Regions from separate parts of the Homo sapiens genome. Here region 1 is linked to region 2. A link is a contact called in ENCODE Hi-C or POLR2A ChIA-PET data. All regions are on one chromosome and are shown on one strand. The core of a region is the stretch at or near the end of the contact, and the rest is flanking DNA. Distances in the headings are between cores, read along the strand shown.

Region 1 (5,987 bases), core at 3,256-5,755, 52 kb after region 2:
AGGGGATGAGTCAAGCCTGTCTTAGAGCAAACTTTTCACCATGAGGCCCGGGAAGTAAACCCTGCATTCAACGGAAGCAAGAAGCCTCAGAAACAAATGGGTGCCTCTAAATAAAGCATTCCTTTACATTTATAGAGGCCATTAATCCCATTCGAACCGGAAAGAAGGAAAACAAACCACGGCAGTCAGTTCTCCAAGGCCCTCGGCTCCAGCCAACTGGAAATACCTGTGAAAAGAGACCCTATCCCATTAACCCAGCTGCACACTGCCATGTGAAAGGGGCCCTATTATTTAAGTAGTTTGTAATTGTCCCACATTACTGATATCGTTAAAGCATCTCAGAATATTTCCATGGCCAGGCTGAATAAGAAAAAGTAGTTACCAGGCCACGCAGGCACAAAAGGCCTTTTGCCAAACTACTTAGATATTTTAATTCCCCGTTGCCTCAGTAGCTAAATAAGCATGGAGAACAAGCAGGCGGGGAATACTAATTAGAGCTAATTAGACCCTGCCCTCTTCTGCCTCAATCCCCTTTATAAAAAGCTCCCCCAACTCAAGGATGATGGAGTTAAAATGTAAATCCATAGGATAAACAGCAGTCTACAGACCAAACCCACTGTTTGTATTTCATTGTCCTGTCAGCTCTAAACCTGTGCCTGGTTACCTACAGAGAGCTGCAGACCCAGCCAAATTCCAACAACCCCATCACAGACCACAGGAAATGTGGTAGGGGGTTGGGGGTAGAGGAAGGGTGCTGCCAACATGAGTCCACTAAATAAAACAAAGGGCTTTCTTAGGATGTGCAGAGCATTCACTAGAAGAACATTCGATTGCTTTTTTAAAAAGAAATGAATGTGATAGCACACATAATTCCAGCGGTGTTGCAGGATCCTCTTTATAAGACGGTGTTCCTCTCTCTGTCTTAGCAAAGGCAGCGTGGAAAAGCCTCACCTCAGTGAGACCCCTGGTTTTGTGGGAAGACCACATCCTAGGATTCTGTCTGAAGGCTCTTGGCCATAAGATAATAAAAAGAGCAGGAGATAGCCCTTGGTGGGGACGGGAGGGGGTTGTCAGCCGGCCAGGGACTTGTTTGAAATGAGCCCCTGAAACCTAAGGTCAGTTTCCTGCTGGAAATCCGTACTGAGATGAAAGTGGGGTTAGAGCAACAGAGAGAGGCACTCAACCACTGGTCCAGGAACACCCAGGCAGGCATGGCCCTGAGGGTCATCTCTTTCTTTTCTCTGAGTAACTAGGTTTTTTTCTTTCAAATAATGTTCCTAGTGGCAAGACAGAAACACTCCCTGAATAAAGTACCTGTAGTGCTTCAAGAAAACAAAGAAGGGAAGGGAAGCAAAAAAAAAAAAGAAAAAAAAAAAGAATGTTGAAGTTAATTCAGCAACACTGAAAAACTAGGAGAAATGACACAGATGTGAGTCAACCTCTGCTAATCCTGAGAAGCTTCAGGGCCCTAAGAGGTAAGCAGCAAGTTCTGGAGGCCAGTGCCATGGCTTGCTCCACCACCACCACCACCAAAACCTGTAGTCAAAGAGATGGGCAGAGGCCAGCCGTGGTGGCTCACACCTGTAATCCTAGCATTTTGGGAGGCCGAGGCGGGCGGATCACCTGAGGTTGGGAGTTAGAGACCAGCCTGACCAACATGGTGAAACCCTGTCTCTACTAAAAATACAAAATTAGCCAGGCGTGGTGGTACATGCCTGTAATCCCAGTTACTCAGCAGGACAATCACTTGAACCTGAGAGGCAGAGGTTGTGGTGAGCTGAGATCATGCCACTGTACACCATCCTGGGCAACAAGAGTGAGACTCTGTCTCAAAAAAAAAGAAAAGAAAAGATAGGCAATGGGAAAACAGGACCCCAAAAGAGTTGCAAATGAACCACCATGCTCAGTGCTTTTCTCTTCCTTAAGCTGAGTCGGTAGGACAAAGGGCACTGGACCAAAAGCCATGGTCCCTGGTCCACCACTCCTGACCCAAGTAGAGGGGAAGGGCAAGTCACTTCCTTCCTGAGCCCATATGAGAAAATGGACATCACCGTGAAGATGTACGTGAACTCTGAAAAAGAGAAAGCAAGATGCAAGTGGAAAATAATGTATTTTTAGAAATTATTCGCAGCCAGGCGTGGTGGCTCATGCCTGTAATTGAAGCACTTTGGGAGGCCAAGGCAGTTAGATCACCTTAAGTGAGGAGTTCAAGACCAGCCCAGCCAACATGGTGAAACCCCATCTCTACTAAAAATACAAAAATTAGCCGGGCATGGTCGCAGCGCCTGTAATCATTGCTACTTGGGAGGCTAAGCCAGGAGAATTGCTTGAACCTGGGAGGTGGAGGTTGCAGTGAGCCGAGATGGCACCACTGCACTCCAGCCTGGGCTACAAGACTGAAACTCTGACTCAAAAAAAAAAAATTATTTGCAACTAGAAATTATTATTATAATTCTGTTTGTCAGAATTACAGAATGTCAAGCTGGAAAGGAACTTAAAAGCCATCTCCTTTGGCAGTTTCTGAACTTTTGGATTTCAAAGAAAACTAAGATTTAAAAACAAAACAAAAGAAACAAACAGAAAAAGAGAAGGGGAGCTTAACATAGGGTTGTCAGATTTTCTTATTTTGCCAAAATTAAAAACTACTAATATTATTAAGAAGTATTAAAAGAAAATGTTCCCACCAAAAAAAGAAAAAGTGCCTAATTTCAAACTAAAGGAAAGTCCTTGTGGAGCAGGGGAGCGTTGACAACAATACATTCCTGTGTGATGCAGGCTACATCTTCCTGCTCCTCGCTTTCCCTAGGGACCCATGAAAATATCCGTGATGGGCACTGGCTGCCGGATGGGTGTTTGGAATCCACTCATCTACTCTCCAAGCTCTGGAGTGATTATTTTCCCATTTAAAACAAAAACCAAAAACCTTGCTACAGTATTAAGTTTGAATTAGGGTCTGAACGAAGTTATTGTTTGCTCAGACCCCTCCTCCGCTCTTAAACCTAAACCTCCACTGCCTTCATGTAAATGAGACACCGTGGGGGAACAGTCCTCCCTTCGGGCAGCCAGGCAACCACTTGGCTCACAAGAGCAATCAAGTATCTCCGGCTTGAAAGTTAATAGAGCACTATTATTTCCTAAAAGAAAGGAGAAAATCCGCATCCCAAACAAGTGCATCCTTCCTCGAGGGCCTCCAAACTACCACGTCCAATCATCTCCCAACTCTGAAAAGTTAGAGCAGGTAACCGAGGGATCCTTGCAACGCTGCCAGCCCACCGCAGCGTCGGGCTAAGGCAATCTCCACAGCCCCTGTCCTCTGCTCCAGAATCCTCCACAGTTAGGGGAGTGTGAGGCTCCGAGCGTGTGCAAATCGCGGGATAAAGTCGGGCAGAAGGAATTTAATAGGGAAGTCCCAGGTGGGGCTGTGGTTTGGGACGCGGGTGCCCCCTCGGGTTTGCGGTGGCCTAGGCGAGGAGGAAGCAGGCGGGGGGCGGGGAGGGTGGGGGCTGCATCTTCAAAGGCAGGCGGCTAGCCTAGGCGCAGCGAACTCCAGGATTCGCTGTGGGCCCTGTGCACCCGCTGTTCCAGGAGGCGAGCCCTCCGGAGTGGAGGTGGCCCCGGGCTTTGGCTGGGGTTTCGAGACTCCCTTGCTTCTCCGGGAACAGGGCACCGACGGCATCCCCCCAGCAGCCCGCCCGCTCCCGGCCGGCCACAAGGACCGCTTTGTGCCCGCCAACGGAGAGCCCGGGCCCCAAGGCAGGGCTGGCGGCGGTCCTCCCCGTGCCCTGGGCGCGGGCCCTGGCGGGCTAGGTCAGCAGGCCGGCCAGCCTGTTTACACAGGAAGGGAAGCTCCTCCTCAGCCCGGGAGGGAACAGGAGACTCACGACAGCCCGGCGGGGCTGCGCGCGGGGAGCGCCCCGCGGGGCTGTCCCCCAGCGACTGGCCCACCAGGGAGTGCCCCGAAGGCGCCCTCCGCCCTCAGGCACCGCCTGCGCTCCCCGCCCCTCCGAGACGCCCGCCCGCGGCTGAGTGTGCGACAAAGTTTCTCTGGGCGCCGTGGGCGGCGCGGCTTACCTGCGAGCCGGGGCAGGAGCGCGCAGAGCCCCAGGAGGCAGGCGTACAGCGGCGCCGGGGCCCGCGGCATGGTGGGGCGCCTCCCTCAGCGGCGGCGCGGTCGCTGCACTCCGCGGGGGCCGGCGGCCGGGGCTGGGGCCGGAGCGCGGGGGCCGAGGGCCGGGGGCCGCAGCCGCATGCCCCGCGCGCAGCTCCGGCTCACGGCGCCCGCGCTGGCCCGCGCCCCGCCGCCACCATCCGTCCCGCAGCACTCACGGCCGAGTCCCGGGACCGCGGCTGCCCTGGCTGGCCGGCCGGGACTCCTAGTGTGTCGCCGCTCGGGACGGCCCCAGCGGGCTGCTCCGGGTAGGGGAGGGGCTGGCTCCGCTCGGCGGCCGCGACTTGGGCTCCGAGACGCGCCCAGCGCCGAGACTCCCCCGCGCGCCGGCACACTCTGCCCCTGGCCTCCGCCCCTTCCCTTCCTCCCTCCGGCCCGCCAGGCTCCACTTTCCTCCTCTCCTTTCTCCTCCCCTTCTCTCCCCTGCCAGGCCCTCGCCCGGCCGCCACACGGTCAGCTTACGGTGAGGCGGGGCGGGGCGAGCTCCGGGCCGGGCCAGCTCCGCCCTGTGCGGGGACCGGCCCGGGACGCGGAGGCCCTACGGGCCCAGGTGGAAGTCGCTTGCGACTCACTTGGGGCGTGGGGGGCTCGAAACCACTGAGTAGAGCCCGCTCCCGTTGCTTAGCCGCCCGTCGCCACGGGAAAGGGGCGGGGCACGCTGTATTAGGCGAGCCGAGATTACTTGGGCCAAAGGCGGTTGCTAGACTGCGAGAGGGAGAGCAGGTACGGGGGTCGTGCCGGTACCGCCTCATCCTCCCAAAGCCTCACTGCCGGCGGCCTGAGATGGGACGTAGACGCCCGCGCGTGGAACCGCAAAGCGACTTCTGGATGAGCAAGGGAGGGCGTGGTGGGGCGTGGAGGCACAAGTAAAACCTACATTTCTTTTTCTTTTCTTTTTTTTTTTTTTTTGAGACAGCGTCTTGCTCTCACTCAGGCTGGAGTGCACTGGCCCAGTCTTGGCTCACTGCAGCCTGGACCTCCTGGGCTCAAAGGTTCCTCCACCTTAGCCTCCTGAGTAACTGGGACTACAGGCGCGCGCCACCACACCCGGACAATTTTTACATGTTTTGTAGAGATGGGGGTCTCGCTGTGTTGCTCAGGTTAGTCTTGAACTCCTGGGCTCAAGCATTCCTCCTGTGTCTGCCTCCTAAAGTGCTGAGATTACAGGTGCGAGCCACCGTGCCCGGCCCACTTTTCACTTTTTAACTTTTGCACCTTTCAAGGATTTGAGACTGGCCAATATGCCGCTATATTTCGTTGTCCTTACTGATAATCTGTCAGTTTCCATGATCAAACTGATAGACTCAAAAACATATGCTCAGGCTTTCATCTTATCATTTACATATAAGCTGGATCTGAACTAGCCAATAAAGAGTGGGGTGGGGTCTTCCTCAGATGGTGCAGGAAAGGATGCCTTGGGCTTGGATTCGCTACAAGTGCGTTTAGAGTGGAGTGGTTGATAGGCAAGAGAAGAGGCGACATTCAGGTAGGGGAAAATAACGATAGAATACCTACCAAGTACAGAGAGCACACTGCCAGCCAGGCACTGTTCTAAGTCCTTTACCCATATTAACTCATTTCATCCTCCGACAACCCTACTGTTATCCAGTTGAGGAACCGAGGGACAGAGGGGTTAACTGCTGGAGGAAGTGACAGCTAGGATGCCTCGTTCAAAAGTGCAGCATGGCTTGGCTAAAACTGAAGCAGTAAGGGGGAAAGAACAAAGGGGTCTCACCTTTGCAGGCCAGGGACCTGGTGGAAGAATGGCTTGGAGGGCCCAGTGGAAAACTGTCCTAACTGCCCAGCTCAAGGAGTTTGG
Region 2 (5,878 bases), core at 2,407-4,906:
CTGCTGGAAAAGATCCACCACGTGAAAAGCAGCATTGTGCCTCAGTGCTATCTGAGCAAGCCCAAGGGAGAAGAGCCGATGGGTCTGAGACACCCTCCAAATTAGGAATGAGAAGGCAGATATCAGAGTTTCCATTTTACAGACAGGGAAGCCAGAGGCAAAGATAAGCATTTCACATATCCATCAGCATGCTAACCTTGGGACAGTACCAGTGGCCTCCCTGGAAAATCCTGAGGGCTGATAGAGTCACATGATAACTGTTTCTGATAGAGAGGAAACTCTTAGCTCCAGAAAAGAGTGGCACATGCAACTTTCTTCCCCTGGGACTGTTTCAGTACCATTCTACAGTTGGCAAACTGGGTCATGTGGGTAATTGTGATGGTTCCATAGACTGGGACTGTGCTCTCTTTGGAAGCACACTCTTCCCACTTCTGTGTTCCTGTGTGACTTCAAAAGATGGCAGATACTCTAATGTCAAGGTTAAGCCATACCAGCAGGTAGATAAGGTTTCCAATTCTGGTGCTGCCTTTTGTGGCTGTAAAACTTTGGGGAAGTTACTTCACCTTTCTAGGCTTGTTTCCTCATCAAAGGAGATAGTAAAGCCACCTTCAAAGGAGTATGTGAAAGAAACCCTGTTAAATGCCTGGTACAGAGCCTGGCTCTCAAAAGCACTCAGCCAGTGGTGATCAACAGCATCATTAGCACCAGCACCTCACCAGGAAGCAAGAGACCAGGATGACCCCTTGAGAGAGAAGAATACTCTAACTGAACCACGGGTCTGAAGGAGCCAGTCCTTCCACAGAGTCTGTTCTCTGGCTGTGCCTTAGATCCTACACATACATCAGTCCTACAACTAGAGTGATGCTCATGGAGACAGGCATCACGGCTACTTCAACTCTGCATTCCCCACAGCACCTAACAGGACGTCTTGTACACAGTAAGTACTCAAGACGTTTTCAAATGTAATAACAAAACACTGTCCATTAACCTTTCAGGCAAGCACTGAGGAAGAGGGGACAGGTTTCAAGGCAGGAATGAGGAAGGAAAGGGGACTGACCTGGGCAGCCAGTGGGCAGCTCCCACAGTAGATCTGAGCTTGGGGACAGAGGAGTCTCCACAGCACATAAGGGAAAACAAGGTTAGAGGGTCTCTGTGATTGGTTTCCCGAATCATGTTGACATTCAGGCATATTTCCATCCCTTTAAAACAATATACACATTCTTTTTAGTTTGTTTTTCCTACTTCCATCCACTGTTTGCAATGAAATATCTTTTTTAAAAAAATCTGTTCTGTGGCTAAACTTAATGAGGCCAAAAGTGTAGCATTTCTTTCCTTGGGAAAAAGAAATCTTGGCCTATGACTCAGGATACAGACATTCCTCTTGAGCTCAAATCCCAGCAATGTGCAGGATGACATTTCTAATCTGTACTCTGTGACACAGTCCAATCTGAATTATAGAACATTTTGGAATGAAGAAGGTTGAACCATATGAATTTTCCATTTTTGCAGGAAAAACATCAATAGGCAAATAACAAATATCATCAATAAATATCAATAATTTTATATGGTTCAATCTAATGTTTCCAAACAGGTTGTTTTATTTCCCTTCTAATGGATCTGCAGGCTCAAATCAAATCCCAGAGGATAGAGACTTCTCATCTATCTTTAATTTTCTCCACCATACCTGCCACTGAGCATTTATTGGACAGCCAATAAATGCTTTCTGAATGGAAAAGTATTACCAAGTAATAGTACTTCTGGTTCTGCTTTAATGAATTTGCATGAAGCACTGTAAATTCCATGGAGGCAGCCTGGTGGATGGGAGGGTGGAAGTCCCATCCAGGATGGGACAAGCTTGGGGCCAGAAGAACCTGGTATTCCTGAACTTCAGAAGCATAAAGGCACCTGTGAGAATGAAGCCTTTGTTCCCAGATGTTTAACAAGCATCTGTTATGTGCCCAGCAGTGTCTGGTGCTGGGAATATAGTCATAAGAAAAAAGACATAGTCCCTGCCTTCAGGGAGTTTACTATCTCAAAGGGAGGCAGGCATTCCAGGAATGCTTCAAATAAATAAAAATAAGATGATAACTAGGACAGAAGTGATTAAGGGCTTGCCTGGAGCCAGGGCATCCTGACCTACTCAGGGAAGTCCACCAGGGAGGGCTTCTCTGACAAACAGACAGTGAAGCTGAAATCTGAAACACAAACAGGCACAGGTTAGACATTAAAAGGAAAACAGATTCCGGGGGAGGAAGCAGGAATGGACAAGTGGAGCACAGGGACTTCCGGGGCAGGGAAGCTACTCTGTGTGATATTTAATGGTGGCTACCTGTTGTCGTACATTTGTTAAAACCCACAGAACTGTACAAACCAAGAGTGAACCCTAATGTGAACTATGGACTCTGGTTGATAATGATGTGTCAACACTGACTGGGTCACTGATTGTAACAAATATACCACACTGATGTGGAATGCTGATGGTGGGGGAGGTTGTGTGCGCAGTGGTCAGAGGGAAGTTGTGGGAATTCTTTATTTTCTATTCATTTTTGCTATGAACCTAAAACTGCTATAAAAAATAAAATCTACTGAAAGAAAGAAAGAAAGAAGGAAACAAAGAAAGAAAGAAGGAAGGAAGGAAGGAAAGAGAGAGAGAAAGAAGGGAAGGATGGGAAGGGAGGGAGGGAGAGGAGGGAAGGAAGGAGGGAGGCGAGGAAGGGGAGGGAGGGGAGGGAGCGGGGGGAGGGAGGGAGGAAGGAAGGAAGGAAAGAAGGAAGGAAAGAGAGAGAGAGAAGGGAAGGATGGGGAGGGAGGGAGGGAGGGAAGGACGGACAGGAGGAAGGGGAGGGAGGGGAGGGAGGAAAGAAGGAAGGAAGGAAGCAAGCAAGCAAACCAGGAATACAGGGAAGTAGTATCAAAGAAAACCAGGAATACAGGAATGGAGTATCCAAACAGAGGAAACAACACATGCAAAGGCCTTGCCTGAGTCAGAGTAACGCACTCCAGGTCACTGTGGCTGGAATGCAGAGGCCACAGGTAGAGGCCACAGGCAGAGAGCCTTGCAACAGGAGCCCAAGAGCAAATTCCTGTCTCCTTTCATCTTTGCTCAGTGGACATTCCAAGCAAGAAGGAGCCTCTGACTTAAAATAAAAAATTGACATTCTCACCTGGTATGAAAACAGAGCCCCAGCCATCAAAGGGGCCTCCTACCCTTTCCCCAGGATGATTATTCCCTGCCTTGGTCAGTGAAGGGAGCCACCAGCACGTGTAGACACCTCCTAAGCACAGGTGCAAGGCAGGCACGTGACTTGTTTACACTAGAGGGCAAAAAGAAACGCAAACTCTCCCACGTGCCCTGTTCACGATACTGAGTTATGACTCAGCCAGTTCCCACCGCTCAACCCAGAACAGCAGCTGTCGGTGGGGCTGCGGAGCCCACAACACAGCTCACAGCAGAAGGCAGAGCCAGGAAACCACGGAGTCCTGCACTTGGGATGTCGCCTCAGAGACCAAAACAGTAGAAGGATTCAGAAGTGCACATGAAACCACTGCCGTCTGCCACATAGAAAGCCAAGGGGAAGCTGCGCCACACCTGTCTGACAACAACCCTACAGGGCAGAGGGTCTGCACACCTGCATGCGCAATGCCCAGAGAAATCCAATACTTTAATGGTGCTTCCCCAAAGACACGGCAGCACAGGAAGAGCAGGCAGCCTGGCGCTGGATCAAGCCCCGGAAACCTGTGGTGCGATCTGCTAGCAGAAGCAGCTCACACATGCTGAGACAGACAACGCAGACAGCTGGGAAGCAGAACATGTGGCGGGTCCCTCTCTTCAGGTGGTGCAGAGGTTTGAGGAGTGGGGGGATGCCTTCCTTGAGGAAAGAAAGGCAATTTCCTGTATTTCTCAACTCATGCTTGGAAAAGTGACACAAGTCTGAGGTCTAAAAGAAATCAGGCAATAAGTCAAAAGAAAGCGAGTCAATTCTGCAGGAACTGGGAGCTGGGAGGGAGCAAGAGGAAACCCTGACAAAGTTGTGCCTGACTCTGGGACTGGGGAATTTTCCACATTTTACAGGTGTCTGCAGCAGCCTCTACTGGGTCTGAGGCTTAAGCCTGAGCCAGAAGAGACAAAAAAGCAAAATCAAAGGCCTTGAGCAAAGGAGACAGGGCTGTGACCAAGTCCTCTGCGAGAAGTGGCACTGGCTGGCACAGATGGAAGGCAACCTGGAGCACCTCCCTCCAGTCCCATGCCTCCCTGCATCTCCCAGATGTGCTCTCTGAGGCCTGGAGAAGTCAACTGGCTTCCATGGAGGCAGCCGATAACAGAAGAGGCAGAGCTTGAGTAAGGAAAACATGACTCTAAATTCAGTGCCTTCCTAGGTTTGGAATGTATTATTAAAAAAAAAAAAATTCAACAGGCTGTGTGCAGTGGCTCACACCTATAATCCCAGCATTTTGGGAGGCTGAGGTGGGCAGATCACTTGAGCCCAGAAGTTCAAGACCAGCCTGGCCAACATGGACAAACCATGTCTTTACTAAAAATACAAAAAAATTAGCTGGGCAAGGTTGCAGTGAGCCATGATAACACCACAGCACTCCAGCCTGGGCGATAGAATGAGATCTCCTTTCAAAAAAAAAAGAAAAAGAAAAAAAAATTGTTTTAAATAAATAAATGCAGTGCCCCTTACTCAATAGTGCATTATTGTTACTTCCCAGAGCACACAGTCACTGAGTAATAAAAAGGGCACAGAATTTCAAATCAACAGAACTGGTTCACATTCTGGTTCTACTCCTTACTAAATGCAATTAGTCCCTGTGATACTCAGTTTCCACCCCTGTAAAATGGGAACAACCCTTATCAGAGTCCTACCAATATACTGTAGGATTCTGGTAAGGATCCTCCAACAAGAATCACGGCTCCTCTGAGGCTGTGGTCTTCATTTTAGATAAGATATTCTGGCCAGGGAAGAATAAAGGTCTCAATTCCTGCCAAAAAAATTTTATTCAATACATAAATTTACCTTGTTTGCTTTAAGACTTACTCATCCAACTATTTTTGAGAGGAAATAAATGCTTTAAAAATTGAACACAGGCAAAATTAAAAGAATCAGGATTAAAACAGAAACTCTGTCTAAAGAATACAAAGGATAAGTGCCAGGGCTCTAGCAGTGGAGACAAACAGGGAAACGCATTGGGTTGCACTGATTTATTTTCTGGCTGACGAAAAAAAGCAGCACATAGAATACTGTGCAGCCAGCATGTACCCAGCCAAGCTCAAATGTACAAGTAACTTCTTTAACCTGAGAGCCATGAAGAAGAGCAAAGTGATAACTGACAACTTGGGACCCAGAGCTTCCAGGCAACTGCTCACCCTCTGTCCTCCCTAGGCCAAGGGCGTGCCCTGTTTTGAGAGAAGAGGAAAGCAGCCATATTTCCAGTCTGAACCACACATCACACTTCCGCCTGCACAATTTCAGAACAAACAACTTAGAGTCAACTTCTAGAAGGTCCTGGCAGAGAAACCATTATTCTGACCATAAAAAAGTATAAACAGGTTCAATCATAGGCTCTGGGTAAAGATAAGAAATTACAGGCAGTGGCATTCTCCAACTCCAACCCAGCCAGGAACAGTGCATTAGAAAAAATGCCCGCCTTGACGACAGAAGCATCCCTTAGCTGTGGATGCTGTTAGATGGCCTCTCACAGCAATGTGACCTGCAGGGGATAAATAAAGCAACTCAAAACCTCCATTCATAGAAACAGGGTCCTTATCATAAATGGAATGAATCCTAAATAGAAACAGGTAGTTTCCTTCTTTTTGCAAAGAACATCTTTCAAGAGCAGGCCACAGAGGTGGATTTAAAGTCAGACATGTGAATAT

Evidence for each region. A loop is a pair of places that touch in the nucleus more often than their neighbours do. ChIA-PET counts read pairs that join two places held with the same protein, here RNA polymerase II (POLR2A). Pooled maps may share reads with other maps.
Region 1: a map of heart left ventricle shows a loop between it and region 2 (6-fold over the local background). The contact joins the promoter of ITGB5 here to the enhancer-like site in region 2. A Hi-C loop is called at or near these places in 48 of 168 maps with a recorded cell type or tissue (CD14-positive monocyte, CD4-positive, alpha-beta memory T cell, CD8-positive, alpha-beta T cell and 32 more), 19 of 37 single-sample maps with no recorded cell type and 33 of 50 pooled maps. POLR2A ChIA-PET finds 5 or more read pairs at or near these places in 18 of 52 experiments (A549, AG04449, AG04450 and 13 more).

What each region holds. Positions count from the first base shown.
Region 1 is chr3:124,882,860-124,888,846 of GRCh38, forward strand. It overlaps ITGB5 (integrin subunit beta 5), which reads right to left and starts at 4,506. Exons shown (of 15, transcript NM_002213.5): 1 at 4,072-4,506. The coding sequence starts at 4,141. RefSeq lists silencers at 543-837, 3,895-3,984, 4,445-4,884 and enhancers at 2,346-3,230, 4,999-5,881, 5,882-5,987.
Region 2 is chr3:124,831,820-124,837,697 of GRCh38, forward strand. All of the region lies in intron 5 of ITGB5 (integrin subunit beta 5), which reads right to left. Among named protein-coding and RNA genes, the nearest start is that of ITGB5, 53 kb to the right of the region's middle. RefSeq lists enhancers at 2,257-2,756, 3,121-3,210, 3,451-3,660 and a silencer at 3,623-3,917. Within about 2 kb of position 3,657, at least 29 of the 41 ENCODE cell types and tissues checked have a DNase peak (open chromatin) inside an H3K27ac peak, as active enhancers do; they include GM12878, HCT116, PC-3 and 12 more, where a contact is called at or near this core.